Linked DNA regions of Homo sapiens: regions 2, 3, 4, 5, 6 and 7 are each linked to region 1. A link is a loop called in an ENCODE intact Hi-C map of the cell type or tissue named here. Cell type or tissue: A673. All regions are shown on one strand.

The links. A loop is a pair of places that touch in the nucleus more often than their neighbours do. Peaks named below come from ENCODE experiments on the same cell type or tissue, not always from the same donor. Only the 100,000 strongest peaks of a DNase experiment are listed, where the experiment ranks them.
Region 2: it touches region 1 in a loop (6-fold over the local background); 4 of 110 quality-filtered maps call a loop at or near these places.
Region 3: it touches region 1 in a loop (16-fold over the local background); 8 of 110 quality-filtered maps call a loop at or near these places.
Region 4: it touches region 1 in a loop (8-fold over the local background); 83 of 110 quality-filtered maps call a loop at or near these places.
Region 5: it touches region 1 in a loop (7-fold over the local background); 23 of 110 quality-filtered maps call a loop at or near these places.
Region 6: a loop joins it to region 1, with 9 times the contacts of the local background. A loop is called at or near these places in 31 of 110 quality-filtered maps.
Region 7: a loop joins it to region 1, with 5 times the contacts of the local background. A loop is called at or near these places in 34 of 110 quality-filtered maps.

What each region holds. Positions count from the first base shown.
Region 1 is chr1:17,057,533-17,061,532 of GRCh38, forward strand. No RefSeq gene overlaps it. Among named protein-coding and RNA genes, the nearest start is that of SDHB, 5.5 kb to the left of the region's middle. In A673, a CTCF peak has its summit at 2,312; DNase peaks (open chromatin) are centred at 2,329, 3,109 and 3,439; H3K4me3 peaks cover 835 bases; H3K27ac peaks cover 1,618 bases.
Region 2 is chr1:17,492,873-17,496,872 of GRCh38, forward strand. No RefSeq gene overlaps it. Among named protein-coding and RNA genes, the nearest start is that of ARHGEF10L, 45 kb to the right of the region's middle. RefSeq lists a silencer at 1,558-1,700. In A673, CTCF peaks have their summits at 1,563 (motif pointing right) and 1,773; a DNase peak (open chromatin) is centred at 1,509.
Region 3 is chr1:17,272,224-17,276,223 of GRCh38, forward strand. PADI3 (peptidyl arginine deiminase 3) reads left to right here. Exons shown (of 16, transcript NM_016233.2): 10 at 1,117-1,224; 11 at 2,412-2,563. Among named protein-coding and RNA genes, the nearest start is that of MIR3972, 3.7 kb to the right of the region's middle. RefSeq lists an enhancer at 1,774-2,275. In A673, CTCF peaks have their summits at 2,170 (motif pointing left) and 2,373; a DNase peak (open chromatin) is centred at 2,168.
Region 4 is chr1:17,233,022-17,237,021 of GRCh38, forward strand. All of the region lies in intron 11 of PADI1 (peptidyl arginine deiminase 1), which reads left to right. Among named protein-coding and RNA genes, the nearest start is that of PADI3, 14 kb to the right of the region's middle. In A673, no CTCF peak of the experiment used is centred here; DNase peaks (open chromatin) are centred at 200, 920, 2,330 and 2,610; H3K27ac peaks cover 3,779 bases.
Region 5 is chr1:17,403,895-17,407,894 of GRCh38, forward strand. RCC2 (regulator of chromosome condensation 2) reads right to left here. Exons shown (of 13, transcript NM_018715.4): 13 at 2,866-4,000. It also overlaps RCC2-AS1. Among named protein-coding and RNA genes, the nearest start is that of PADI6, 34 kb to the left of the region's middle. In A673, CTCF peaks have their summits at 2,462 (motif pointing left) and 2,663; no DNase peak of the experiment used is centred here.
Region 6 is chr1:17,334,483-17,338,482 of GRCh38, forward strand. It overlaps PADI4 (peptidyl arginine deiminase 4), which reads left to right. Exons shown (of 16, transcript NM_012387.3): 4 at 1,677-1,744; 5 at 3,556-3,673. Among named protein-coding and RNA genes, the nearest start is that of PADI4, 28 kb to the left of the region's middle. In A673, CTCF peaks have their summits at 1,825 (motif pointing left) and 2,031; a DNase peak (open chromatin) is centred at 1,779.
Region 7 is chr1:17,124,247-17,128,246 of GRCh38, forward strand. No RefSeq gene overlaps it. Among named protein-coding and RNA genes, the nearest start is that of PADI2, 6.8 kb to the left of the region's middle. RefSeq lists a silencer at 1,739-1,828. In A673, a CTCF peak has its summit at 1,667 (motif pointing right); a DNase peak (open chromatin) is centred at 1,695; H3K27ac peaks cover 1,670 bases.

The DNA.
Region 1 (4,000 bases):
CATTATGTTGTATCAACTGTCATTTGTACAATCAATTGTAGTCTGGTGTCTTGTAATTTAGGGCAACCTGGATGATTTCTGCCAGCCAGAGGGTGAAGGAGGGTTGGATTTAGGAGGAAATATCAGATGTTGCCTGGGAGATTCATTTGCCTCTGGGAAAAACCCACAGCAACAGATTGCTGTGGTGGAGCTCTGGGGCCTTCTCATCTAAAATTTAGGATTTTTTTTTTCTTTTGAGATGGAGCCTCACTCTGTTGCCCAGTCTGGAGAGCAGTGGCACGATCTCGGCTCACTGCAAGCTCTTCCTCCCGGGTTCACGCCATTCTCCTGCCTCAGCCTCCCGAGTAGCTGGGACTACAGGCACCTGTCACCACGCACGGCTAATTTTTTGTATTTTGTTTAGTAGAGATGGGGTTTCACTGTATTAGCCAGGACAGTCTCGATCTCCTGACCTCGTGATCCACCCGCCTCGGACTCCCAAAGTGCTGAGATTACAGGCATGAGCCACTGCGCCCAGCCAAAATTTAGGATTTTATTTGCCTTTGGCCAGTGGGCTTCGTCCTTTCCGTCTCCCTGGCTGTCTCCTGAGCATCTCCATCTGGGCGTCCCAATGGTCCTTTAAACCCAACCTATCCCAAACGGTACATCTCACCTGAGGAGTTTATACTTGTCTTATTAGCACCACCATCTACCGGATATCCAAGCCAGAAACTCGATGTCATCTTGATTCTTCTCCCCACCCCATATCCAATCAACCATCAACTCCCACCATAGCTCCAAGGCTCCCCGGCTCCCCCGCGGGCCCTTCCAGTTACTTCTGTCCCTGTAATACAGCCTGCTCTATTCCCCGCCTCATTTCACACCTCCAAGCCTTTGCGTACGTCCGTGTCTTGGATCTGGAGTGTCCTTTCCTCCTCCTTCATGTGGTTGACTTGTCATCATTGAAGATTCAGCTCCAACTTTTTCCTCCCTTAGGAAGTCCCTCCTTGATTGTCCCTATCAAAATATCCTCTGCATATGCCATCCATGCATGCAACACCTGTTTTAACAATGACCCATGAATATGTCTGCCTCCCCAGACTATGGGCAATTTGAGGGCTTGACCCACTTGACTCTATTTGATTTTCTTCATATAACTTATTGCTATCTGCAAGTTTGTTTTTAATTCTTTTTTTTTTTGAAACAGAGTCTTGCTCTGTCACCCAGGTTTAAGTGCTGTGGCATGATCATGGCTCACTGCAGCCTCGCACTCCAGTGCTTAAGTGATCCTCCCACCTCAGCCTCCCTAGTAGCTGGGACCACAGGCATGCACCACCATGCCCAGCTACTTTTAAAAAGAATTTTGTAGGCTGGGCTCAGTGGCTTGTGCCTGTAATCCCAGCACTTTGGGAGGCCGAGGCAGGTGGATCACTTGAGGTCAGGAGTTCGAGACCAGCCTGGCCAACATGGTGAAACCCGTCTCTACTAAAAATACAAAAATTAGCCGGGTGTGGTGGTGGGAGCCTGTAATCCCAGCTACTCGGGAGGCTGAGGCAAGAGAATTGCTTGAACGTAGGAGGCTGAGGTTGCAATGAGCTGAGATCGTGCCACTGCACTCCAGCCTGGGCGACAGAGCAAGGCTCTGTCTGAAAAAAAAAAAAAAGTTTTTTTTTTTTTTTTTTTGTAGAGACGGAGTCTCCCTATGTTACCCAGACTGGTCTTGAATTCCTGGGCTCAAGCAATCCTCCTGCCTCCCAAAGTGCTGGGATTACAGGACTGTGCATCTGCGCCTGGGCTGTTTTTAATTCTTTATGAACGTATTTATTGTCAGAGCCTCCCATGACCGATGTCAAGGACTCCCAGAATTGGAATAGACGGAATTGGCAAATCAAAACGTCAACCAGCCAGCGGCACAGATCCTTTCTAGCCCCCACCCCAGTCCCATCTATGATTTTTCTCAGAGAAGCCTTGTCCCTTATGCTAGGGCACTCGGTGGTCATCTATACTAAGGGTCATGGGGCTATTGGGGTGACTAATGATGGTAACTGCCACATTTGGAGGACACATTTGGTACTGTGTACCAGGTCCTATGCAGAACACTTTGGGTACATGTCCTCTCTGTAATCATTTCAGCAACGGCACAAAGTAGGGATTACTATTCTTCATTTACAGTTGATGCAACTGAGCCTCAGAGAGTGTCAACAACTCACCGCAGGTCACCCAGCAAGTAGGTCAGCCTCTTCTGTTAGGTAGATGGGCTGGGCTGCAGGCGTGCGCCTAAGGCTCGTGGGAACATGGTGGTTGCAGCCATTCTGGTCTACCCACAGAGGGTGCTGCTGCCTCACAGAACTACCCAGGGCTCCCTACTGGACCTTGCCAACCTGCCCTTAGAAAGGCCTTATCTAAACTCTCTTCCCTCATCCCATGCAAACCCCACCATATAATTAGACTTCTCAAAATATTCTCTTCGAGTGGGATGGGGACAATCATAGGCTACAGGCTTCTCCAATTTCAAGAGCAGCCTCTATGGAACTCCCGGAGCAAAAAAGTCATGAGCCACCCCCACTCCAGATGGGGCTGCGTTTCACACAGCTGAAGTCAGCTCAGCTGCTGGGACTTAGCAAGTGGTCCAAGGCCTTCTGGGGACTGTCATGCTGCTGGCCCTATAGCAGCACACACACACATACATTTGGAGCTCACCCACCCTGCTAACTTCTGCCTCATTCCCAGATGCCTGCCGTCACCAGCATACTCTCAAATGAGCAGTTAGTTTGTTCCTCTGGATGTGTGTGGGTGAGCACTTTGCAAACACCGTATAATGCCATGATCAAACGCCCTTTCCAGCCGAATCTGGCTTTTGAGCACTGTTTTCTGTCAGAGACACAGCCATGCAAATGAAATGCAAATACGAATAGTGGGTAAATATTCATGCGTAGCGGCGAGATGCCAGCCGACTGGAAACAAAAGTCAGAGAGCTGCAGAACGTTAAAGGCAATTTGACCTCTTAGGGAGGCTGGTAGGTAGAATGGTTAAGTGTGCAGGCCTTTAGGGGTCTGAAACCCTGTTATATCAGCCATTTGCTCTGTGATCTTGAGCAAGTTCCTTAACCTCTTTGTGCATTCATTTCCTATTGTGTAAGACGGTGAAAAAGAAACAGTCGCCTTGCAGGGAGGAGAATTAAATGAGTTAGTGTCTATAGGGAGCCATCAATCTTAAATTGGTAGTGGAGAGCCCAGCTGGGGAAAGGAAAGAGGTAAAAGATAACTGTGCCTTATTAGGGGAAATAGATTATGCTTATCAGAATGGGAAGACTTCAGCATACATACAATGTCAAGGATTTCAGGCAGCTCTAAAAAATTATTTTAGAATACTGTACATATGTAATTAAATTCTCACTATGTAAAAATTTCAAGCAATATAGATAAAGCTTAAATCCCCTCAGTCACACTTCCTTTCCCAGGGGTGATTGCTATTGTCAGTTTCATGGGATTGCTTCCAGATTTTTTTCTTTGTATGTATTTACATATGTATGTTTCTACAGAAATCCATGGCTTTGCTTGCTGTTATTTTTCTATTTTATTTTATTTTATTTTTAGATGGAGTCTTGCTCTGTCTCCAGGCTGGAGTGCAGTGGTGCAATCTCGGCTCACTGCAACCTCCGCCTCCTGGTTCAAGCGATTCCCCTGCCTCAGCCTCCTGAGTAGCTGGAATTACAGGTGTGTGCCACCACACCCGGCTAATTTTTGTATTTTTAGTAGAGACGGGGTTTCACCATGTTGGCCAGGCTGTTCTCGAACTGCTGACCTTGTGATCTGCCGACCTTGTGATCTGCCTGCCTCAGCCTCCCAAAATGCTGGGATTAGAGGTGTGAGACACTGTACCCGGCCATTTTTATTTTTAGAAAATACAAACGATAACATACATGTTCTGCAAGCTGCCATTTTTTCGTCAAGTGCTGTGTCTTGGAGGTCTTTCCATGTTAGTATGCATAGATCCGTCTCATCATATATGCTGCAGAATA
Region 2 (4,000 bases), 440 kb after region 1:
TTTTTTTTAATCTTCCCCAATTTAAATCTTTTAATTTAAAAGTAAACTTTACTGTCAAAAATGCAAACTTGGGGAGGGCAGAAAGATCACACACAAGGCTGCCACTTCACACCTGGAGGGTTGCACGGCGACCAGGCAGAGGCACTCCTCACTTCCCAGACAGTGCAGCGGCCAGGCAGTCAATCTTCTTTAGGTTATATTTTTGTGAATAGTACTAATATATATTCCAAAATGGTATGGGATTTCTAAAATTCCAATGTCTAAGTATATGCTATCAATTATAATTATGGCTATTATGCTAAGTTATTGTAAACCATAGAAGTAACCAAATTTGCCAGGCGCTGTGGCTCACGCCTATAATCCCAGCACTTTGGGAGGCCGAGGTGGGTGGATCACGAGGTCAGGAGTTTGAGACCAGCCTGGCCAGCATAGTGAAACCCCATCTCTACTAAAAATACAAAAAATTAGCCGGGCATGGTGGTGAGTGCCTGTAATCCCAGCTACTTGGGAGGCTGAGGCAGGAGAATCACTTGAACCCAAGAGGCAGAGGTTGCAGTGAGCTGAGATTGTACCACTGCACTCCAGCCTGGGCAATAGAGCGAGACTGTTTCAAAAAAAAAAAAAAAGACAATGAAAGGTGGATTGGGTGAATTAGGCAGCACACCCACACATAAAGTCATAATTTTTCTATTAGCTCCCTTCCCTAACTCTTTTCCTTCCCCTCTGCTCACTCTGATCCAGCCACACCTGCCCCCTTGCTGTTCCTTGGTCTGTCTCACCTTCTGTGTTCAGAGCCTTTGCCCTCTCTGTTCCTTTTGCCTGGAAGGCACTTCCCCCTGAAATTCCTTGGCTTATCAGAGCCCTCATTTACATTTCACTTCTGTGGGTTTTCTTTTTTCTTTTTTTTGAGATGGGGTTTTGCTCTGTCACCCAGGCTGGTGTGCAGTGGCACCATCACAGCTCACTTCAGCCTTGATGTCCGGGGCTTAAGGGATTCTCCCACCTCAGCTTTTCAAGTAGCTGGGATCACAGGTGTGTGCTATCATGCCTGGCTAATTTTTTAATTTTTTTTTGTAGAGTGGGGGTCTTTCTATGTTGCTCAGTCTGGTCTCAAACTCCTTGGCTCAAGCGCTCCTCCCTCCTTGGCCTCCCAAAGAGTTGGGATTACAGGCATGAGCCACTGCATCTGGCTCTTGGGTTTTCTTGATATCATGATCAGGGTGGCCTGTGACAACTACCCTGGCCAATGAAGCCTAAATTGTTTTGGTCCCAGAGACTTGAACTGAATCAGGCTACCTTTCATTCAATGCAGATCACCTCCTCCAGGAAGCCCTCTCAGACTGCCCAGGCTAGGTCAGGTGTTTCTCCCCAGCCCTCTGCTGATAACCCTTTCAAAATGGTTCATTTCCTCTGAGGGGATAAGAGAGGGGTGATGACTCATCCATTTCAGCATCCCCAGTGCCAGGCAAGGCCCAGAGGAGGTGCTCAAGAACCTGCTCTAGGCCAGAAGCAAAGGGAGGAAAGGAAGGCTCCTTTTGCTGGTCTTTTCCCTGCTGCCAGCAGAGGGCGCCTCCGCACCACGATTCTGCCCAGGTGGGTCCAGCCTCCAGTGGGGCCACAGCCAACCTCCTTGTCCTCAGGAGGCTTCCGGACAGAGGGGAGACCTCCTTTGTTCTCTGAGAACAAAGTGCTCAGGCCTTGGGTGCAGACACTGCTACCTGTGTGATCTTGGAGTCTGTGACTTTCCCATCTGACCCTTGATTTTCTCATCTATAAACTGGCTGTATTACCTTGGGGAGTTTGTGAGCTAATAAAATCATCAGTGCAGTGCTGAGCTTAGAGGCACCGCTTGCTAGCTGGGTAACCATGGACTAGTGATTTTGCCTCTCTGTGCCTCAGTTTCCTCGCCTGCAAAATGGGGATAATTGTAACCACCTCATAGGGCTGTTGGGACAATTAAATGAGTTATTCTATAAAATATGAAGCAGAGCGTCAGGCACATGGCCAGGGCTGTGTTATTATTTCCCTTTATTATCATTGCTGGTTGATGAGAGAATGTCCCAGCTCCAACTTTCACCTGCCATGTTGCACCCATGATGACTCCAGGGTAGAGGCTGTGACACCTTTTTTTTTTTTTTTTTAAACAGAGTCTTGCTCTGTTGCCCAGGCTGGAGTGCAGTGGCACGATCTTGGCTCATTGCAACCTCTGCCTCCTGGGTTCAAGCAATTCTCTTGCCTCAGCCTCCCAAGTAGCTGGGATTACAGGCGCCTGCCACCATGCCCTACTAATTTTTGTATTTTTAGTAGAGATGGGGTGTCTCCATGTTGGTCAAGCTGGTTTCGAACTCCTGACCTCATGGTCTGCCTGCCTCAGCCTCCCAAAGTGCTGGGATTACAGGCGTGAGCCACCGTGCCTGGACTTTTTTTTTTTTTTTTTTTTATCTGAGATGGAGTCTCGCTCTGTCACCCAGGCTGGAGTGCAGTGGCAAGATCTCGGCTCACTGCAACCTCCAGCTCCTGGGTTCAAGCGATTCTCCTGCTTCAGCCTCCCGAGTACTTAGGATTACAGGTGCCCACCACCACGCCCAGCTAATTTTTGTATTTTTAGTAGAGACAGGGTTTCACCATGTTGGACCAGGCTAGTCTCGAACTCCTCAGGTGATCCGCTCGCCTCGGCCTCCCAAAGTGCTGGGGTTACAGGCATGAGCCACCACGCCCACCCTTTTTTTTTTTTTTTTTTAGATGGAGTCTCACGCTGTTGCCTGGGATGGAGAGTACAGTGGCGCAATCTTGGCTCACTGCAACCTCTGCCTCCCAGTTTCAAGCAATTCTCCTGCCTCAGCCTCCCGAGTAGCTGGGTTACGGGCGCCTGCCACTACGCCTGGCTAATTTTTGTATTTTTAGTAGAGACAGGGTTTCGCCATGTTGGCCAGGCTGTTTCAAACTCCTGACCTCAGGTGATCCGCCTGCCTCAGCCTCCCAAAGTGCTGGGATTACAGGTGTGAGCCACTGTGCCTGGCCTGATTTTTAAATTTTTTTGTAGAGACAGGGTCTTGCCATGTTGCCCAGACTGGTCTCGGACTCCTGAACTCAAGCCATCCTCCTCCCTCAGCCTCCTAAAGCATTGAGATTACAGGCGTGAGCCACTGTGCCCACTCAGTCTTTTTTTTTTTTTTTTTTGAGACAGAGTTTCACTCTTGTTGCCTAGGCTGGAGTGCAATGGTACGATCTCGGCTCACCGCAACCTCCGCCTACCAGGTTCAATCGATTCTCCAGCCTCAGCCTCCTGAGTAGCTGGGATTATAGGCATGCGCCACCACGCCCAGCTAATTTTTGTATTTTGAGTAGAGATGGGATTTCTCCATGTTGGTCAGGCTGGTCTTGAAATCCTGACCTCAGGTAATCCGCCTGCCTCGGCCTCCCAAAGTGCTGGGATTACAGGCGTGAGCCACCGCACCCGGCCCATGGCATCTTAACATTGGAGAAAACAGCAGAAGCAGATGGGCAGTCTCTCACCTTTGCCTCTCCCTTCTTCCCTGATCAGACCATAAAGCTTTCACTGGGGAGGTGCCCTCTCTATTCCCAAAGGAAAGGAGCCAAAGACACAGAGATGCCAAGAAGAATCTGAACAATCAGGCCTTGCTAAGTCCCATTTCCACCGTCCTGCCACCCCTCACCGCCCCCTATCTATTATCATTAGATCAGACTCTTTTGTTCTCCAATTATACTTCTTCACAACTGCCTACTCTTCATCAAACCAAAGCAGAAAAGCACACAAATTTACCTGTTTCTTCTTCTTCTTCTTTTTTTTTTTTCTTCTGGAGACCATGCCTCACTCTATCACCCAGGCTGGAGTGCAGTGGCACAATCTCGGCTCACTGCCACCTCCACCTCCTGGGTTCAAGCAATTCTCATGTCTCAGCCTCGGGAGTTGCTGGGACTACAAGTGCGTGCTGCCACACCTGCCTAATTTTTTATATTTTAGTAGAGACAGGGTTTT
Region 3 (4,000 bases), 210 kb after region 1:
GCGCAAAGGCCCGGGGGTGGGAGGCAGGAGAGAGAACCTTGTGTGTTCTCCTCTGTCAGGGCACTGGTTCTGAGAAAGGCAAGGGTTGAGGTCGGAGACCTTGAATTCCAAGTTAAGGAGCTTTCCTCTTGGCCGGAGGTCAGTCCAGTGAGAGGGTTTGGGGCAGGACTCTGGGGCACGATGGGCTGGGTTTAGAGCCTGGCTGTGCCACCAACTAACTAGCTGTGAGCTTTGGGACAAATATTTTTTAATTTTTATTTATTTTTTTAAATTAATATATTTTGAATTTATTTTTCTTTTTGGAGACAGTGTCTCTCTGTCACCCTGGTTGGAGTGCCATGGCATGATCACAGCTCACTGGCAGCCTGGAACTCCTGGGTTCAAGTGATCCTTCTGCCTCAGTCTCCCGAGTAGCTGAGACCACAGGTGCAGCCACCAGGCTCAGCTAATTTTTTGTAGAGATGGGGTCTTGCCATGTTGCCCAGGGTTGTCTCAAACTCCTGGCCTCAAGCAATCCTCCCGCCTCACCCTCCCAAAGTGCTGGGATTATAGGTGTGAGCCACCGTGCCCGGACTGGATAAATAATTAGACCTCTTAGTTCCTCATTTTCCTCATCTGTCACATGGGATAATTATGGTGCCCACGCCCAGGCATGTCATGAGGATGAATGGAGTTAATGTTTATAAAGAGTTTAGGGCAGGACCTGGATGTGAAGTTCATTCACACTGGGCCATCTTTTCCTCCAGAACCAGAGGGGTCAGGACTGACCTGGGCACATTTATGGATCCAACTCAGGCCACTGTGAGTGCTTCTCTGTGTCCACCTGCCTTGGCCCAGTACTCACAGGGACACCCCCAAGGTCATGTCCATGTTCTCGTTCACCTCCGGCCTCTGTCTTGCTGTGTGACCTTAGACAAGTGCACCCCCTCCTTGAGCCTCCAGCCCCTCCTCCAGTCAGCAGGCACCCTGACCTCGGTCCTGTCCGCCTCCAAGCACAAAACATGCTTGGGCCAGGGGACTTGGTGAGCAGTCTGCCCCACAGGGCTCAGAGCCGAGCCAGCAGGGGCAGCTGTTGACTGTCACAGCTGTGCGTCTCTCGCCTCTCCTCACTTGCAGGATGAGATGGAGCTGGGCTACGTTCAGGCGCCGCACAAGACCCTCCCGGTGGTCTTTGACTCCCCAAGGAATGGGGAACTGCAGGATTTCCCTTACAAAAGAATCCTGGTGAGTGGTCCCGGCCGCAGCCCACCCCTGAGAGCTGAGAGGCCTTACCCCAGGGGCCACACCGGGGTGTGGGGTACAGAGGGCAGCAGTGGGAACCGTGCTCTTTAGGGATGAGGGTAGGGTTGCCAGATAAAATGCAGGGATGCCCAGTCAAATGTGAATTTCAGACAAGCAACAGGTTAACTTTTTGGTGTAAGTACGTCCCAAATATTGCATGGGATATACTTACACTAAAAAAGTTGTCGTTTATCTAAAATTCAAAGTTAATTGGGCATCCTGTATTTTTATTTACTGAATCTGGCAGCCCTAAATAGGGGAGGCAGGATGGTGCACCTGTTCAGAGCACAAGCTTTAGGGTCAGACCAACCCTGTTCCGTTACTTACATGCTGTGTGATGTTGCGTGAGTTACTACCGCTCTCTGAGCCTCAGTTTCCTCATCAGTAAAAATGACATTTTGGCCCTGGCCTCACAGGGGTTTGTGAAGCATCTCATCATCACAGTACCTGCATGGAGGGAGTGTGTGTGCGCGCACCACTATTAGCTAGTATCATTATTTTAAGAAAAAGGATAACAGGGAAGGTGATGATTGCTAACGAGGACCTCTTGAGAAAACAAGAGTGACTTGCCTGGTGCCGTAAAGAACAAGAGACCCCTCCAACCCCCTCACTGATCACACAGATGCTAGGAGCTCTCTCTCCTGACCCTTGATGTTGTCGAAGTTGCTTCTGAGAGATAGCCCTGGGGAGGTCTCCCCTTCTCTAGAGTTCAAAGACAGAGGCCCAGAGGGCCATCAGCAGCCTCTTGGTTCCCACAATTGGCCACTTGAGCTGCTACTTGCCCTTGGGCTGAACTTGCAGGAAGGCTGTGTAGGTAAGGGGATGGAGTGGCCATGGCCTCAGGCTCCATGTCCGATGGGGAGTGCAGGAGCAACCGGAGCGCCCCCTGCTGTCTTGCCGTGATAAGGCAGCAGGGCCAGAGAGTCCGAGCACTTCCCGACTTTGCCTGCTATGCGTGCATGAAATATTGACTGGGTCAGATCCCCCACCCACCGCCAATGACTCTGTATTTCCACCTGAAGAATGGATGGCCTTTCCCACCCTGTCTTGAAGGAGCTCAAAGCCCAGCAAGTTGGTTCAGGCCCTTCCTGGTACCCTCCACCCCCGCCTGACTTGGTTTCCCTCTCCAGGGTCCAGATTTTGGTTACGTGACTCGGGAACCACGCGACAGGTCTGTGAGTGGCCTGGACTCCTTTGGGAACCTGGAGGTCAGCCCTCCAGTGGTGGCCAATGGGAAAGAGTACCCCCTGGGGAGGATCCTCATTGGGGGCAACCTGCCTGGGTGAGAGAGAGACAGGGAATGGAGTTCCTGGGGTGGAGGCTGAGGGTTGGGGGTGGTGATGATGGTGGAGCAGGGGCCATTGCACTCCTTGAAGAGAGCCAGAAGCAAGGAATGATGAAATTATACTCCCGGATGTGCTGGGGTTGGTGGGTGTTCACCAGACACAGTCCACACTTACCTCGGGGACTCTGAAACCAGAGAGAGCAGAGACCTAAGAGATCATTCAGTCCAACACTTTCATTTTACAAGTGGGCCCAGAGAGGGTAAGTGAGTCACATAGAAAGCAAAGTTATAACTAGACTCAAGTTTTCTGATTCTGAAAATAAATAGATGATACTAGTAACAGTCAATTAATAGTAACAGAAGAAGAGTGGGCATGGTGGTTCATGCCGTAATCCCAGCACTTTGGGAGGCCAAGGCAGGCGGATCATGAGATCAGGAGATCGAGACCATCCTGGCTAACATGGTGAAACTCCGTCTCTACTAAAAAAAAAAAAAAAATTAGCCAGGCGTGGTGGCAGGCGCCTGTAGTCCCAGCTACTCAGGAGGCTGAGGCAGGAGAATGGCATGAACCCAGGAGGTGGAGCTTGCAGTGAGCTGAGATCATGCCACTGCACTCCAGCCTGGGCGACAGAGCGAGACTCCGTCTCAAAAAAAAAAAAAAAAAAAAAAAGTAACAAAGAAAAAGTTTCCATTCCCAACAGTCCTGGGAGAAAATGCATTTAGGTCAAAGCTTGTTCATACTACCATGTAAATGACTAATATAAGATCTTTTCCTGAGAGCAAGAGAAGTGAGGTACAAGACATGCTAAGTGAAATGACAATAACATACAGAGAGAGTAACAAATGATGTGTTGTTCAGTAGTGACACAGGGGTGCTGATGGAAAAGGAATCCTATCATATTGGTTACTTGCTGTGGACTAGACCAAGACATTGAGCTAACCAAATGCAACAAAGCTGTTAGAACAGACTTGGGATCAAATAATGAATGAATCCAGAGTCAAGCTTTGGAAGGGACTACTGCCCTCAAATACATAATCCCATTGAAAGAGGAAGCTGGACCATGCCCTTAGATACATTTTCGTAAAAATTGAACATGGGGGTGAAATCTGTCTCTTGGAGAATAAGAACCTGGTGTGAGGGTGGTTCTGAAGATTTTCCTGGATGGTGGGACCTGGTAGGTCATTGCCCTGGTGTGACTGACCTGTCCTGAGTCTGCCTCATGCAGAACTCACCCTAAGTGGAATTTTAAAATATACGTATCTGGCTGGGTGCAGTGGCTCATCCCTGTAATCCCAGCACTTTGTGAGGCTGAGGCGGGCAGATCACTTGAGGTCAGGAGTTCGAGACCAGCCTGGCCAACATGGTGAAACCCCATCTCTAGTAAAAATACAGAAAAATTAGCCTGGCCTGGTGGTGCACGCCTGTAATCCCAG
Region 4 (4,000 bases), 180 kb after region 1:
CCACCCTCCCTGTGCCCCCATCACAAACACAATTCCCCAGTCTGAGAAGTGATCTTAACTTCCTGCGTGGAATCCTGGAATCAAAGACTCGGCAACCTAGGATCTCAGATTTAAAAGATCAGAGAATCTTAGGAGAAAAGTCACACGCTTGTGGCCTGCGATCTTTTGGCCTACCTCATTTTATGAGCTTAATGAGTCACCAACATAAACAGATATCGGGAGGGCCTCCCATAAAAAGGCAGGTTTCTGGCTTCTCATGAAAAATTGGAGAAGCTGGGGAGGTGAGATACAGTCTGGCACAGAGACAGAGGAATAGACTCATTGACTTCTCCCATTAGGAAGTCAGAATAGCTTCTGTCCTAACCATGGCTTAAAAGGGTCCTGAGGTCATGAAGTTCCCAGGGCAGGTGGCTGCAGGTAAGCAAGTGATTGGCCAGGATACCCTGATGACAGAGGTGAGTCAGTGGATCTCACCCTGGACAGATGTGATGGAGCAGGAAACAAGGTATTTAGGTTTTAACGCTCAAACAGGTGGCGATGTCTGTTAGGTCCTGCTGAGTGGGTGCACACCCTCCCTGCAGGTAACCAAAGAATGACGTGTGCAGTTCAGGGTCCTGGTGGGTCCCCCTGTTTCCTCCCTGGAGATGACACCCACTGTAAGCCCTGGAGATCACCTTCCTGTTTGTGGGGTTTTTGCATAGCAGGGGTGCCCCCACTTACCCCCCAAGCCCTGGCTGACCATCTGGTCTCCAGCCCAGAGGAGTCAGGCAGTGCTGAGAAGGTCACAGCCTCACCTGGTGAATCTGGCAGCCTCAGAGCTCTGGATCGGATGAGGCGAGGCTTCCTGGCACCTACCCAGGCACGTAACTGGGTGCCCAGACAGGATGCCTGGGGCTGAGACTGGCCAGGCGAGAGGCATGTGCTCACCCTGTTGGTGACTCATGCCCAGACACTACTGTGTGGGCTGTTCTACCCACACCCTTGGGGGCAGACGGTCCTTGAGGCCTCAGGACAGTCTTTCTCTAACTCAGGGAGGAACCCGTGAGGAAGGAGCACAGGCTTTGGAATCAGATGGACTTGGGTTTGAGTCCTGGCCCTGCCACTTGCCAGCTACATGATTTGGGATGAGTCCCCCAAACCAGTGTATACCACAGTGCCTGGCACACAATAGGTACTCAATTAATTCACTTAAAAATATTTATTGTATGCCAGGCACAGTTAAAGGTACTGGGGATACATCAGTGAACAAAACAGATGCATTTTAAATGAGCAAATTATTTTGTACTCCATGCCTCAGTTTCCTTATCTTTAAAACGGGCCTGATGAAAATCCCAGTCCTAGCTACAGAATCAGCATTACTGGGGATAAAGAATTCGTGTCAACCACCTCTTGAATGCTTAGGTATTTTTCATTTGGCCCCAGTAGTGGGGCTGCTTCAAAGCAGGTTGGAACTAACTGGAAAAATGTATTGACCAGCTACTACCTACTACATGTCACACCCATAGTGCTTTCCCCAGGCTACCTCATTTAATTTCTACAACAACCCTGTGAGACTGAGACCATCATTATCCCCACTTTACAGATAAGGAAGCTGAGGCTTGGAAAAGTTAAGTTACGTGCATTCTTTCATACATTCATTTACCAGTTCAGTAAATATTTATGGAGACTTCCTATAGGCCAAGCCCAAAGTCTAATGCTGGGGATACAGAAATGGCTGAGGAGCTTGCCCTTGAGATTTAGAGTCTAATGAGGGAGACAGGCAAGCAATGGATCAGAGAGGGGATCACATATCATCCCACGTGCGTTGTCCTAGAAGGCTTCCTAGGGGCAGCCAACGATATTGACGCTTCTTTGCGAGGCCAAGGTGGGTGGATCACCTGAGGCCAGGAGTTTGGGACCAGCCTGGCCAACATGGTGAAACCTCGTCTCTGCTAAAAATACTAAAATTAGCTGGGCCTGATGGTGCACGCCCATGGTCCCAGCTACTTGGGAGGCTGAGGTAGGAGAATTGCTTGAATCCAGGAGGCAGAGGTTGCGCTGAGCTAAGATCAAGCCACTGCACTCCAGCCTAGGTGACAGAGCAATACTCCGTCTAAACAAACAAATAAATGAAGGAAAGAAGGAAGGGAGGGAGGGAGGGAGGAAGGGAAGGAAGGAAGGAAGGAAAGAAGGAAGGAAGGGAGGGAGGGAGGAAGGGAAGGAAGGAAGGGAGGGAGGGAGGGAGAGTGGGAGGGAGGAAGGGAAGGAAGGAAGGAAGGAAGGAAGGAAGGAGGGAAGGAAGGAAGGAGGCAAAGTAGTGTGGAGTGGACCATGTTGCAGGCAGAGGGAAGCGCTCAGGCAGAAGCCTGGAAGCCAGAGAAGGTACAGCTCAAAGGAAAAGTCGAAAAAACTCGGTATGGGTGGCATGTAGATGGGCAGGGATGGACCGGTAGGACCTCAGGCAGGAGGGGGCTCTGCGGGTCCAGCTGGGGACAGAGTTCAGGGAGAAACCATTCTGTTCAGATGCCTCATGGGGCAGTTCTCTCCTCCAGGATCCTTGGGACCTGGGCTCAGGAGCAGAGAGCTCAGAGGATGCAGGCTCAGGGGCGGAGAGCCGGAGGATGTAGGCTCAGGGGCAGAGAGCTCGGAGGATGCAGGCTCAGGGGCAGAGAGCTCAGAGGATGCAGACTCAGGAAGGGGAGGGGCTCCTTGGTGTTCTCCAAGGACTTTGCTCCCTTCTCTGTCCCAGGCTCCTGCCCCAGTCTCTATATCACACTGCAACACATGGACATCCTTACCTGTCTGCTCCCACAAGCCTCACGAGCCAGTGAGCCAAGCCAGGAACCTTCTCTCAAGGGTGCAGGGGTCTGCTCTGGGAACTCCCAGGCACAGAGCAAGGACCCCACATGGGAAAGTGAGGGGTCTCCTGTGTGGACGTGTCCCCATTCCATTGGCTGTTGGACTGAAAACCAGGAATGAGGCCTTTGGTGGATAGATAGGACCTGAGGTTTGAAAAGGGTTGGCTACGTATTAGGACCACATAGCAAGTTAGCAGTACGGTCAGAACCCAGGTCTCCTTCTACCTGGGCTCCAAACTCAAATTTAGCACCTCAGGCTGCTGTCCAGTGACCCTGCCTTGGTTTCTGACCTTAGCAATGGACAAACCAGACAACCAAACATTCCAGCAGAGAGAAACAGACAATAAGTGAACAAAACAAATAAGTACCTCCAATCATATGTATGAATATAGTATGAATGCATGAACAAATGCATATAACTTTAATTTTCTGGGACTCAACTCCCTCACCTGTAAAATGGGGACAGTAATAGTCCCAACCCCACAGGGCTGTCATAAGGATTAAATGAGGTAGCCTGGGTAAAGCATGTGTGTGGCACATGTCAATAAATGTTTGTCTCAGCTTTGCTGAGAGTCTGCTGTTTAAACAAAGCCTTGAAGGAAAAGAGGCAGTTAGGCCAAGCACAGTGGCCCTCACTTGTAGTCCCAGTGCTGTGGGAGGCCGAGGTGGGGGGGTCGCTTGAATCCAGGAGTTTAAGACTAGCCTGGGTGGCATGGCGAAACCCACCTCTACAAAAATTACAAAAATTAGCCGTGCGTGGTGGCACATACCTGTTGTCCAAGCTACTCAGGAGGCTGAGGTGGGAGGATCACTTGAGCACGGGAGGTTGAGGCTGCAGTGAGCCATGCACTCCAGCCTCTAGGCTGGGCAACAGAGTGAGTGAGACCTTGTCTCAAAAAAAAATTAAAAAAGAGAGAGAGAAAGAAAGAAAAAAAGAAAGGAAGGAAGGAAGAGGAAGAAAGAGAAAAGAAGGAAAGAAAGAAGAGGCAGTTAAAGATGTGGCTACTTAGGAGAATATTCCAGGGTGTAGAAACAGCTGTGCAAAGGCCCTGAGGCAAGAGCAGGCTGGAGACAGCAGATCAGCAGGGAGGCTGGTGGGCCTGGAGCCAAGTGAGCAAGGAGGGGCGCAGTGGGGAGTGAGGCCAGAGAGCTTGGCCGAGCAC
Region 5 (4,000 bases), 350 kb after region 1:
ACCGCACTCCAGCCTGGGCAACAGAGTGAGACTTCGTCTCAAAAAAAAAAAGAACAAAAATCACAGGAAATGCTGGCGGGGTGGGGGGTGGGTGGGAGAGTGCTGGGGACCCAGTGTGGGGGCAGCTGAGGGTTTTGGAGATTCCAGCCCTCCCATGTGCCTCCCAACCTGCAACAGGCCATCTTTTAGTTCTCTAGAGGCACCGAGTCCTCTCCCCTCCAGGCTGCTTCAGTGCCCAGAATGCTTTTAGCAGGGGGCGACCCCCATTTCCCTTCCAAAGCCTTGAAGGGGCTGTTCCTGTCTCCCCTTCCCTCCTCCCTGCATCCCTGCCTACTGAGTCCTCCCAGTCTGGAGAGTGGGCTCCATTGCTATTGTCTGGTGTGAACACCAGCTAAGCTGGATCCTGAGACCCTCCAGCTTGACCATCCCGCGTGGCGCTTCCGCAGGTCCCCGCCCTTCAATGTGGGGCTGGGGCAGGTGTTCGGGGCAAAGCAGGGCTGGGTAGGAACCGGCAAGTCCCCTTCCCCATTCGCCATCCTTCCAGCCCTTTTCACTCTTCCCTGGGAGCTTAAGGAGCCGCTTAGTGTGGAGGACATTGGCCAGAAAGGCTGCTGGCTTGACGGGGCAGGACAATAGCAGGAGGCAGCAGCTTTGCAGGTGAGAAAACCCCAGAGCCAAAGGCCGGGCACGGTGGCTCATGCCTGTAATCCTAGCACTTCGGGAGGCTGAGGTAGTGGGAGGAATCACCTGAGTTCAAGAGTTCAAGACCAGTCTGGTCAACATGGTGAAACCTCATCTCTACTAAAAATACAAAGAAATTAGCCGGGTGTGGTGGCCTGTGCCTGTAATCTTAGCTATTCAGGAGGCTGAGGCAGGAGAATTACTTGAACCTGGGAGGAGGAGGTTGCGGGGAGCCAAGATTGTGACACTGCACTCCAGCCTGGGGGACATTAAAAAAAAAAAACCTCCAGAGCCGCCCGTGGGGAGCCTGCCTTCTCTGCCCCCCCGACTTCAGGAGGCTTCTCCCATCCCCCAGCCACAGGCCTGGCAGGCCCCGGCTGCTCTGTATTGGCCACCTACACTGCCCCTGGAAGGGCAGGTGAAGGTCTCCTGGATGTTCTCGAAGCTCTCAAGACAGCCCCTCCAGGGTGGCCACAGGTCACATGGGCTCCCTGTCCTCAGCCAGGGGCAGGCTGGGGGAGCAGGGGAGGCCATCTTTGTTACTAGGATCTTTGTGGTTCCAGGCACAGGTCTTCCTACCCGCCCCACTGTGTCCCTCAGCCAAAGCCATTTTCTCTCTGCACCCCACTTCCCTCTATAACACAGGAATAAAAAACAAACAGCCTTCCCTTCAAGACTGCCTGTGTGGCCGGGCGTGGTGGCTCACGCCTGTAATCCTAGCACTTTGGGAGGCTGAAGCGGGCAGATCACTTGAGGTCAGTTTGAGACCAGCCTGGCCAACATGGTGAAACCCCGTCTCTACTAAAAATACAAAAATTAGCAGGGCGTGGTGGCACTTGCCTGTAATCCCAGCTACTCAGGAGGCCGAGGCAGAATTGCTTGAACCCAGGAGGCAGAGGTTGCAGTAAGCAGAGATCACACCACTGCACTCCAGCCTGGGCGACAGAGCAAAGCTCCATCTCAAAAATACAAGACCGAGCGCGGTGGCTCATGCCTGTAATCCCAGCACTTTGGGAGGCGGCCAAGGTGGGAGGATCACGAGGTCAGGAGTTCGGGACCAGCCTGGACAACATGGTGAAACCCCATCTCTACTAAAAATACAAAAATTAGCCAGGCATGTGGTGGACACCTGTAATCCCAGCTACTCAGGAGGCTGAGGCAGGAGAATCGCTTGAACCCAGGAGGCAGAGGTTGCAGTGAGCTGCGATTATGCCACTGCACTCCAGCCTGGGTGAAAGAAACTCAGTCTCCAAAAAGACTGTCGGAGTGGACTGCAGGAGTCAGGGGCGAGACACACGACACTCAATTTGCAGCATGTGCCCAATACACAACAGCCAGTGTGTCAGCAGGGACGCTGCCCCCAGCAGTGGCTTCCCTGCCCACGGGGGCTCTTCCAGGGCAGGAGCATCTGATGGGAAGCTCCAAGCTGCCAAGGGGGGAGATGGGGAAACACCGTGTTTTACATTTGGACTGTCCTGCAACAGTGCACATGCTCCTTCTGCAGCTAACAGGCCATGGGAGACCGTTTCCTCCTCTCCCAAACTGGGCCAATGCCTGCCAGGAGGGGCTGGTCTGGACACTATTCAGCCAGTCAACACAAGGTGGCCTGCACTCGAGGTTCCAGGGATCCCAGGCATCTTTGCGGCTGCAGGGAGCCGGTGTCCTGTGCAAGGGTCTGGTCTAGGACTCTGCCCGGTATAGACTCAGCAGCAGCCTAGAAGGGAGAGTGTCCGTGATCTCTGAACCTACGACCAGCCTCCTGGTGCCCTCTGGTGGGCAGTTGGCCACAATGCCTGCACAGAGCAGCACTGGCCTGAAGCCACAGCCGGGGCCTGACCAGAGCCCCCTGCTGAAGTCTGGGGAGTGGGTGCACATGCAGTCACCGCGCTGGATGCCTCCCATGACTTATTTTTTTCCTCTCAAAGCCCCAGTGAAAATGCAAAGAACTCCACTTCTGAATTGGACAACTGAGGTACTGACTCTGTCCCACTCCCCTAGCATTTCATGGGGCAGAGTTGGGGGATCCACTCACTTCAACCAGTGCAGTTTAAACCTGGAAGCTCCCCTGGGGCCACATGTCTCCTGGCACCACCTTCTGTGGGTGCCAGGGCTTAGGAGGTACACATATAAGGAGTTAAGAAAAACAGAGCTCCGTTCCAACCGAAAAAGAAATGCAAAATCCAAGACAGTAGACAATGTTGTTGTTTATTTAAAATGTTTACTCCAAGAAATATATATATAAAAAAAATAATAAGACAATTACAGCACTAAACCAGGCACCTTCGACCAAATCACAACCTCCTCTTTGATTCCCCTTCACGCTAAGCCTCTTTCAAATTCTTTTTCCTGAGCTGGAAGACCAGTCAGATGCCCGCAGGGTCAGCGCCAAGCACATTCCCAACCGGGCAACTGTGTACCTTTCTCTAGGAGTGCACGACACCCTTCCCCCACAACTCCTTGTTTTAAAGGATTTAACCCATTAGGAAGCCCATTTTTCAATCTAAGCCAGAAGGAGCTGCGGGACAAGGCAGTCTTCACTTTGAAGGTCCCTTTCCTGCTCCAGTCCCTGGGCTAGGGTTCTAGAAGAGGCTGGCTGCCACGTTTACATGAGGCCACCGAAGATCTAAGTCCAGCTAAGCCCAGGGAGGCTCCTGCAAAGGCTGGGACCTCGGGTGCTGCGTCCTCAACCCTCTCGGTGACCACGGCTCAAAGGAGAGACCTCAAGGGTGCCAGGAGCACAGGTGCCTGGGCTGCATTCCAGGAAAGAGACCTGTCCAGGGAAACGGATCAGGCTGTCGCATGGAAGCTTACGTCAGAGATGGTGGTTTTGGGGTGATTTGGACAAATTAGGTTAGTTTAGCAAAGCTCTGAAGTAGCAGAAGCTTCTCCCCTGGACTACTGATTGAACACAGAACAAGAGATGCGCGTGGCGTCAGACTAAGTCTTAGAGAGATGCAGGCCAGTCTCCTCCCACAGGGCCTTGGGACTGGCAGGACAGACACTGCTACATGCCCTCCAAGGGCAGGAGTCACGGTAAGGAGCGACTGGGGTGGAAAATAGGGAAAAAAGCAACAACAACTACATCATTTTTGGCATTTTAACATGGAGACAGTGACAAGTGGTAACAAAGCAAAAGAAAAAAAAAACTTGAAGAGACCAATATTTAACTTTCCCATCCACCCAAGTCTCACACTTAAGTTCTAGTCCCATCTCCCCCATAAGCACCACTGAACTAAATATCTATTTTAAAGCACCCAAACCAGTCCAGACCCTCTGGAAACCAAGAGCCCCAGCCACAGCTGTCGCCTCTCTTGGGTCC
Region 6 (4,000 bases), 280 kb after region 1:
AGTAGAGATGGAGTTTCACCATGTTGGCCAGGCTGGTCTCGAACTTCTGACCTCAGGTGATCTGCCTGCCTCAGGCTCCCAAAGTGCTCGGATTACTGGCATGAACCACTGCGCCAGGCCCTCTATTCCTTTTTGATACCTCAAATATCTATAACAAAAAGTAGATAATGACACTGTCTTATACAAGAATATAGATAGTGTTCCTCAAATTCCATTATTTATATCTCATCTTCACCATTTCTGCCATATCAATGATCCACCTATACTCATATTTATGTAATGTTCTTCTTTAAATAAAATCCATTCTTAAACTTGACCTCATTTTGAACAATAATATCATGATTAGTATCATTATGTGTATTAAACATATAAGTAGCAGCCAGACATGGTGGCTCACACCTGCAATCCCAGCGCTTTGGAAGGCGGAGGCAGGAGGATCGCTTGAGCCCAGGAGTTTGAGACCAGCCTGGGCAACATAGTGAGATCCTGTCTCTACAAAAAATAAAAAAAAACAGCTGAGCATGGTGGCATGTGCCTGTAGTCCCAGCTACTCAAGAGGCTGATGTGGGAGGATTGCTCGAGCCCAGAAGGTCAAGACTACATGATTGTGCCACTGCACTCCAGCCTGGGTGACAGAGTGAGACCCAGTCTCAAAAACTAAAAAATATATATATACACACACATATATATATAATATGTAGCATATAGAATCTTCAGGTTTCATTTCATTAATGCATTTCATTCATTAATGCATATTTAAGTAATAATACTACAGCACTTACTCAATTGCCAGGCACTGTGCTAAGACTTTACATTTAATCCTTACAACAATCCAGTGAAATTGGTATTATTATTATCATCCCATTTTACAGGTGAGGAAACTGAGGCACAAGAGCTAAACAGACTTGTCCAAGGTCATGCAATTGGTTAGTGAAGGAGTCAGGAAGTCCAGGCCACGAAAGGACAATGCTTCCCCGGCCCTAACTAAGACGTGGCTATGAATATGTTTAGAAGGTCATCTGGGTCAGTCTCATGTGGGACAAGGGTCACCATATCATGCTGTGGGGCACACGGATCTATTTTATTGGAATGACCTTGCAGTCATATATTCGGATGAGGGAGGAAGGATTTACAAACAAATGTTTGCTTTCTCAGCCAAGCCATTTGGACAGAGTGGGGGCATGTTCAGGGTTGCAATTTGTCCCCAGATACAGTCACAACACATGTCATGAAGAGCCCGTGGGGCTGGTGTCACCGCTGGGTCCCCCACCCCAAGGTCACTGAGGGCTGGGGCCAGAGTCTTTCGAGAGGCTGGCAGGGTGTGCCTGCAGAGGCTTCACATCGAACCTCTCATTGTGGTGGTTGGGAATTCCTTCCAAAATCCCTGGGGGTGGCCAGACGTGCAGGGTCTGGTGGACATCACAGTTGTGGCCCCGCTGAAGGGGAACAGGTGTGGTCAGAGGCCCCAGCTCTGCTGTCCGAACTGTAGCCAGACTTCCTGGGGGCCGTGGAGGAGGGATGTCTTGAACCTGTGTCTCCTCTGAAGGACGGGAAGAGGGGCTCACACTATGGGTGCACACAGTCCCCTGGGGAAACGACCTGCCCATTCAGGGCCAGGCTGGGTGCCCCAACCCCGGACCCTCACCAACCTCTCCTCTTACTTGATGGGATTTCAGAAATCTCCTTGTGCGCAGACATCACCCGCACCGGCAAAGTGAAGCCAACCAGAGCTGTGAAAGATCAGGTACCACTCACCCAAACGCTCCTTTCCTACTTCTACTGGATTCTCCCCGGGCGCCCCCTTGTGGTGATGGGGCAAATGCTGGCCTGTCCCACGTATTCCGTGTTAACTGTTAAAAAAAGAAAGAAAATTAGCATCACCATTAATATTTTGGCTTATGTATTTCCCATCTATTTTACAAAATCAGAATTTCACCAATTGTGGGTTCAGATGTGTTATCCTACAAACTGGAAACCCTACTGAGTCACCCAGTTAATACACAGCAGAGAGGAAATTCGTGGGCAGGTCTCGACTCTGGCTCAAAAACTCCCTACTCCATGCTCTACAGCTGATATGGGAGAGATTTCTGCAGAGCTGTCTACATGGGGGAATAACAGAGAAAGGAAGAAATGGCAGGGGGAGAGGCGGGAAGGAGCCAGGTGGGGAGAGGGAGGGTGTGTTGTGGAAAGACAGGATGATGGGATGTGCAGAAAGGGCAGGTGAACGCTGTCTTAAACCAGAGTCTGCAGGTAAACCTGAAACCCCAGAGCTGCCTGCACCATTTTATGCTGGTGTGCACTGGGGGCTGTGCCCTGTAAAAAGATGAAGATCCTTTGTGGGGTCAGCAAAAGTGGGAAGACAAATTACAACTCTAGGAGTAGAATCTGTCCCTGTATCCCTCCCGAAATGCAGTCATTTCCCAGGGGCAAACGCTCTCCCGCGAAGGGAGGCGCCATCACTATTAGATCCCTACAGGGTGGGGCTGCTTAATGTGCTTTAATCTCTAGGCAGATATTAACTGGCTGCTAAGAATAGTACCACACTTTGCTGAATGAGTAATTAAGAGTTCACATAATAGTAACTATTTAGATTAGAATATTGACATACATATTTAGCTGCATTTGGTTTGTCAAGCTCAACATTTTATTTATTTATTTATGTATTTATGTATTTATTTATTTATTTATTGAGATGGAGTCATGCTCTGTCTCCCAGGCTGGAGTGCAGGGGCGGTTCACCGCAACCTCCGCCTCCCAGGTTCAAGTGATTCTCCTACCTCAGCCTCCTGAGTAGCTGCAATTACAGGTGCATGCCTCCACGCCCAGCTAATTTTTGTATTTTTAGTAGAGACAGCGTTTCGCCATGTTGGCCAGGCTGGTCTTGAACTCCTGACCTCAGGTGATCTGCCTGCCTCAGCCTCCCAAAGTGCTGGGATTACAGGTGTGAGCCACTGCGCCCAGCCAACATTTCTTAAAAGCTGTTAAAATCCATGTGACTGTCTTGGGCTCCTTTTTTTAAATGGATGAATTGTGTTTTGGGTGAATTTGGTTGTGACTTTTGGAGTAAAAGGCAAAAATCCACTCCTGAGATCAAATAATTAATTGATGTGGAAGCAAGATGTGTAAACTGCACTGGGTTAAAGAAGTGATGGGGGCCGGGCGTGGTGGCTCATGCCTGTAATCCCAGCACTTTGGGAGGCCGAGGAGGATGGATCATGAGGTCAAGAGATTGAGCCATCCTGGCCAACATGGTGAAATCCCATCTCTACTAAAAATACAAAAATTAGCCAGGTGTGGTGGCATGCGCCTATAGTACCAGCTACTCAGGAGGCTGAGGCAGGAGAATCACTTCAACCTGGGGGGTGGAGGTTGCAGTGAGCCAAGATCACGCCACTGCACTCCAGCCTGGCAGCAGAGGGAGACTCCGTCTCAAAAAAATAATAAATAAATAAATAAATTTTAAAAAAGAGGTGATGGGGAGTTGCTATGCCTCTTGCAAGAGTTGGAGGGCTCTATGCTAGTTTCTGAGCATGACTCTTCCCTGCTGGTGTCCAGAGGACCTGGACCTGGGGCCCTTGTGGACAGGGTGCCATCCTGCTGGTGAACTGTGACAGAGACAATCTCGAATCTTCTGCCATGGACTGCGAGGATGATGAAGTGCTTGACAGCGAAGGTAAAGAGCATTTGCTAGCTAACGGGAAGGGCTTTTTATAAAGCCCTTTTGCCCACATAGCCTGAACCTGGTGACGGCCCTCTGAAATAAGGGTTATTGAAAGCATCTTCTTGTTGGCAAATCTGTTTTATAGGTGAAGCAATGGGCAAAGGCCCTCGGGGGTCAAGTGACCTCCCCAAGCTCACGCAGCGGTCAGGGAAGAGCTGAGGCCAGTGCTGTCTCCTGATGCCTCCTACAGGCCCTGGTTTCCATGCCTCACCCTGCTGCCCAACCTAAACGCTCTTAGGTCAAACCTGGAGCCTGAAATCCTTCGAAATGAAAGCTTTT
Region 7 (4,000 bases), 67 kb after region 1:
GAGAAGATGTAATAAGCCAGTTGTCTGAGGGGCTGCCAGGGGGCCAGAGTAAGCCTGGGAGGTCCTAGACCCATGCTTTCCAACATGTAGCCACTGCCAGACAAGGTTTATGTGGCTAATCTGAACTGACACATGCTGTAGGTGTAAAACAGTGGTCCCCAACCTTTTTGGCACCAGGGACCTGTTTTGTGGAAGACAGGCTTTCCATGGATGGGGGTGGGGATGGTTTCGGGATGATTCAAGCGCATTACATTTCTTGTGCACTTTATTTCTATCATCACATTGTAATACATAAGGAAACAATTTTACAATTCACCGTAATGTAGAATCAGTGGGGGCCCTGAGCTTGTTTTCCTGCAACTAGATGGTCCCATCTGGGGGTGATGGGAGACAGTGACAGGTCATCAGGCATTAGATTCTCATCAGGAGCTCACAGCCTAGATCTCTCACCTGCGCAGTTCACAATAGCATTTGTGCTCCTATGGGAATCTAAAGACAAAACTTCCCTTGCTAGCCCAATGCTCACCTCCTGCGGTGTGCCTGGTTCCCAACAGACCACAGACTGGTAATGGTCCATAGCCTGGGGGTTGGGGACCCCTGGTGTAAAATACAGATTTCAAGGAGTTACAAGGAGAAAAAGATGGTAATTTTAAAAATAATTGACTCCATGTTGGAATGATAATATGGTGAATGTATTTCATTAAATGCAAATGTATTATTAGCTGGATGTGGTGGCTCAAGCCTGTAATCCCAACACTTTGGGAGGCTGAGGAGGGAGGATCACTAACATTCAGGAGTTTGAGATGAGCCTGGGCAACATAGCAAGACCCTGTCTCTACAAAAAAATTTAAAAATTAGCCAGGCATGGTGATGCACCCCCTGTACTCCCAGCTACTTGGGAGGCCAAGGTTGGGGGAATCTCTTGAGCCCACGAGGTTGAGGCTGCAAGTGAGCAGTGACCGTGCCACTGCATGCCAGCTGGGGCGACAGAGCAAGACTCTGTCTCAAACAAACAAACATCAAAAAGCCCAAAGACGTATTGTTAAAGTTAATTGTACCTATTTATTTCAGCTTTTAAAAATGTGGCTACTAGAAAATGTGGTTACCTGTGAGGCACACATTTGTGGTTGCCATCATTTTTATTTTTCTTTCTTCCTTTTTTTTTTTTTTTTTTTTGAGACAGAGTCTTGCCCTGTCACCCAGGCTGGAATGCAGTGGCATGAGCTTTTCTCACTGCAACCTCCGCCTCCTGGGTTTAAGTGATTCTCATGCCTCAGCCTCTGGAGTAGCTGGGACCACAGGCACGCGCCACCATGCCCGGCTGATTTTTGTATTTTTAGTAGAGACAGGGTTTCACCATGTTGGCCAGGCTGGTCTCGAACTCCTGACCTCAAGTAATCTGCCCACCTCGGCCTTCCAAAGTGCTGGGATTACAGGCGTGAGCCACTACGCCCGGCTGGTTTGCATCATTTTTCTATGGGTGGTGCAGATCCAGACGCCTCTAAATGGTTAGGCAGGGACTTGTTCATGATTTTTCTGGGTCGAGCCTGGGTACAGCTGGGCACAGTAGATAAATATTTGGTGAAGAGAGTGGAATTGCTTCAGAGTTCCCAGAGGGCAGCAGTGGGGTTAATAGCAAGAGTTAAAACAGGGAACACGCGAAGGCCGCAAGAGGCGGAGACCACAAGGTGGCGCCAGATCCCCATCTTGGAAGCAGGGAGGCGGCGCTGGCCGGCCTGAGCCCGAGAGATCAGAATGCCTCCGCCTCTGTCCCACCCTGCTCAGCACCTTCCTTTAGCTTTTGGGACCCTCTTTTTCCTGGTGGTTTGGGTCAGAATTCAGGGGCCACCTTTGTGTGAGGTCAGTGGCAGGTCCCTTAGAGTGGGAACTTCTCGCTGGACAAAGGGGCGACTGAAGCTCAGAGAAGGATGAGAGGGGCCCAGAGAGGGGCAGTGACCGGCCGAAGGGCGCAGAGCCAGTTGGTAAAAGAGGGAGGTCTTTTGTGTCTCATCCTTCAGGCCTGTCCTGTTACCTCAGTGCCTTTGTCCTGTGAGCCTGGGTCGTTGATTCGTTTTAAAAATCACTTGATAAACAAATCACAGAGTCAGGTGCTGTGCGGGTGGGAGTGGGGACACAGGTCCATCCTTATGAGCAACCTAGCAGGAGCAAAAAACATGCACGGATGCTCACAAACACATGCACACACACAACATGCACACACGCACATACACGTGCACACACACACGCACGCATGCACACACATGCACACACACACACCCTTGTGTAGGAAGAACATCACGCAGTCATTTACAACCACATTGGAAGAAGGCGCTATAATCATTTCTGCCATACCCCATGATGTGGTCACATTTTCCATCTCGAGAATCAGTCCACCTGGATTGACATCCTAGCCCTTCCTGGCTTAGGAGACCTTGGACAAGTCATCTCACTTGAGTCTCAGTTTTCTCATCTGTGAAATGGGGGTTAATCATGGCACCTCCTTCCCAGGTGGTTGTGAGGTTTAAACAAGATAATGGGCTGGGCGCAGTGGCTCACGCCTGTAATCCCAGCACTTTGGGAGGCCGAGGTGGGCGGATCATGAGGTGAGGAGATCGAGACCATCCTGGCTAACACGGTGAAACCCCGTCTCTACTAAAAATACAAAAAAAAATTAGCTGAGCGTGGTGGCGGGCGCCGGTAGTCCCAGCTACTAGGGAGGCTGAGGCAGGAGAATGGTGTGAACCCGGGAGCCTGCAGTGAGCCAAGATCATGCCACTGCACTCCAGCCTGGGCAACAGAGCGAGACTCTGTCTCAAAAAAAAAAAAAAAAAAGATAGTAGGCTGGGTACGGTGGCTTATGTCTGTAATCTCACTATTTTGGGAGGTCGAGGCGGAGGCAGGCAGATCGCTTGAGCTCAGGAGTTGGAGGCCAGCGTGGGCAATATGGTGAAACCCCGTCTCTACCAAAAATGCAAAAAAATTAACCAGGCGTGTTGGCGTGTGCCTGTGGTCCCAGCTACTCCGGAGGCTGAGGTGGGAAGATTGCTTGAGCCTGGGAGGTAGAGGTTGCAGTGAGCCGAGGTCGGCCACTGCACTCCAGCCTGGGTGACAGAGTGAGACCCTGTCTCAAAAAAAAAAAAAAAAAGGATCTCCTTTGGTTTTCAAAAATTATTATTCCACTTACTGTCATTTCAAATTCAACAATCCCACTTTAGCTTTGAGTTCAAGTTAAAAATCTTCTCTTAAGGACAAATTCCACTTTTTTCTTTTATTTGCTAGAGATGGGGTCTCACTATGTTGCCCAGGCTGGTCTTGAACTCCTAGGCTCAAGCAATCCTCCCACCTCAGCCTCCCAAAGTGCTGGGATTACAGGCATGAGCCACTGTGCCTGGCCTATATGATTCCACTTCAATGAGGTACCTACAATAGTCAGATTCACAGGGACAGAAAGTAGAAAGGAGGTTGCCCTGGGGGCTGAAGAGAGAGGGGAATGGCAAATTGTCGTTTAGTGGGCGTAGAATTCTAGTTTTGCAAGATGAAAAGAGTCTTGGAGATTGGCTGCATTTAACAATGTGAACGTACCTAACACTCTGCTGAACTGAACACTTACAAATAGCTTACATGGCACATTGTATGGTATGTATATTTTACCACGATTAAAAATTTAAGAAAAAATTTAGGAAAAGTATTCTTTTAAAATATAACAACTTTAGTGGGCCAGGCATGGTGGCTCATGCCTGTAATCCCAGCAGTTTGGGAGGCCGAGGCAGGTGGATCACCTGAGGTCAGGAGTTCAAGACCAGCCTGGCCAATATGGTGAAACTCTGTCTCTACTAAAAATACAAAAATTAGCTGGGCATGGTGGCGCATGACTGTAATCCCAGCTACTTGGGAGGCTGAGGCAGGAGAGTCACTTGAATCCGGGAGGCAGAGGTTTCAGTGAGCGGAGATTGCACCACTGCACTCCAGCCTGGGCGACAGAGCGAGACTCTGTCTCAAA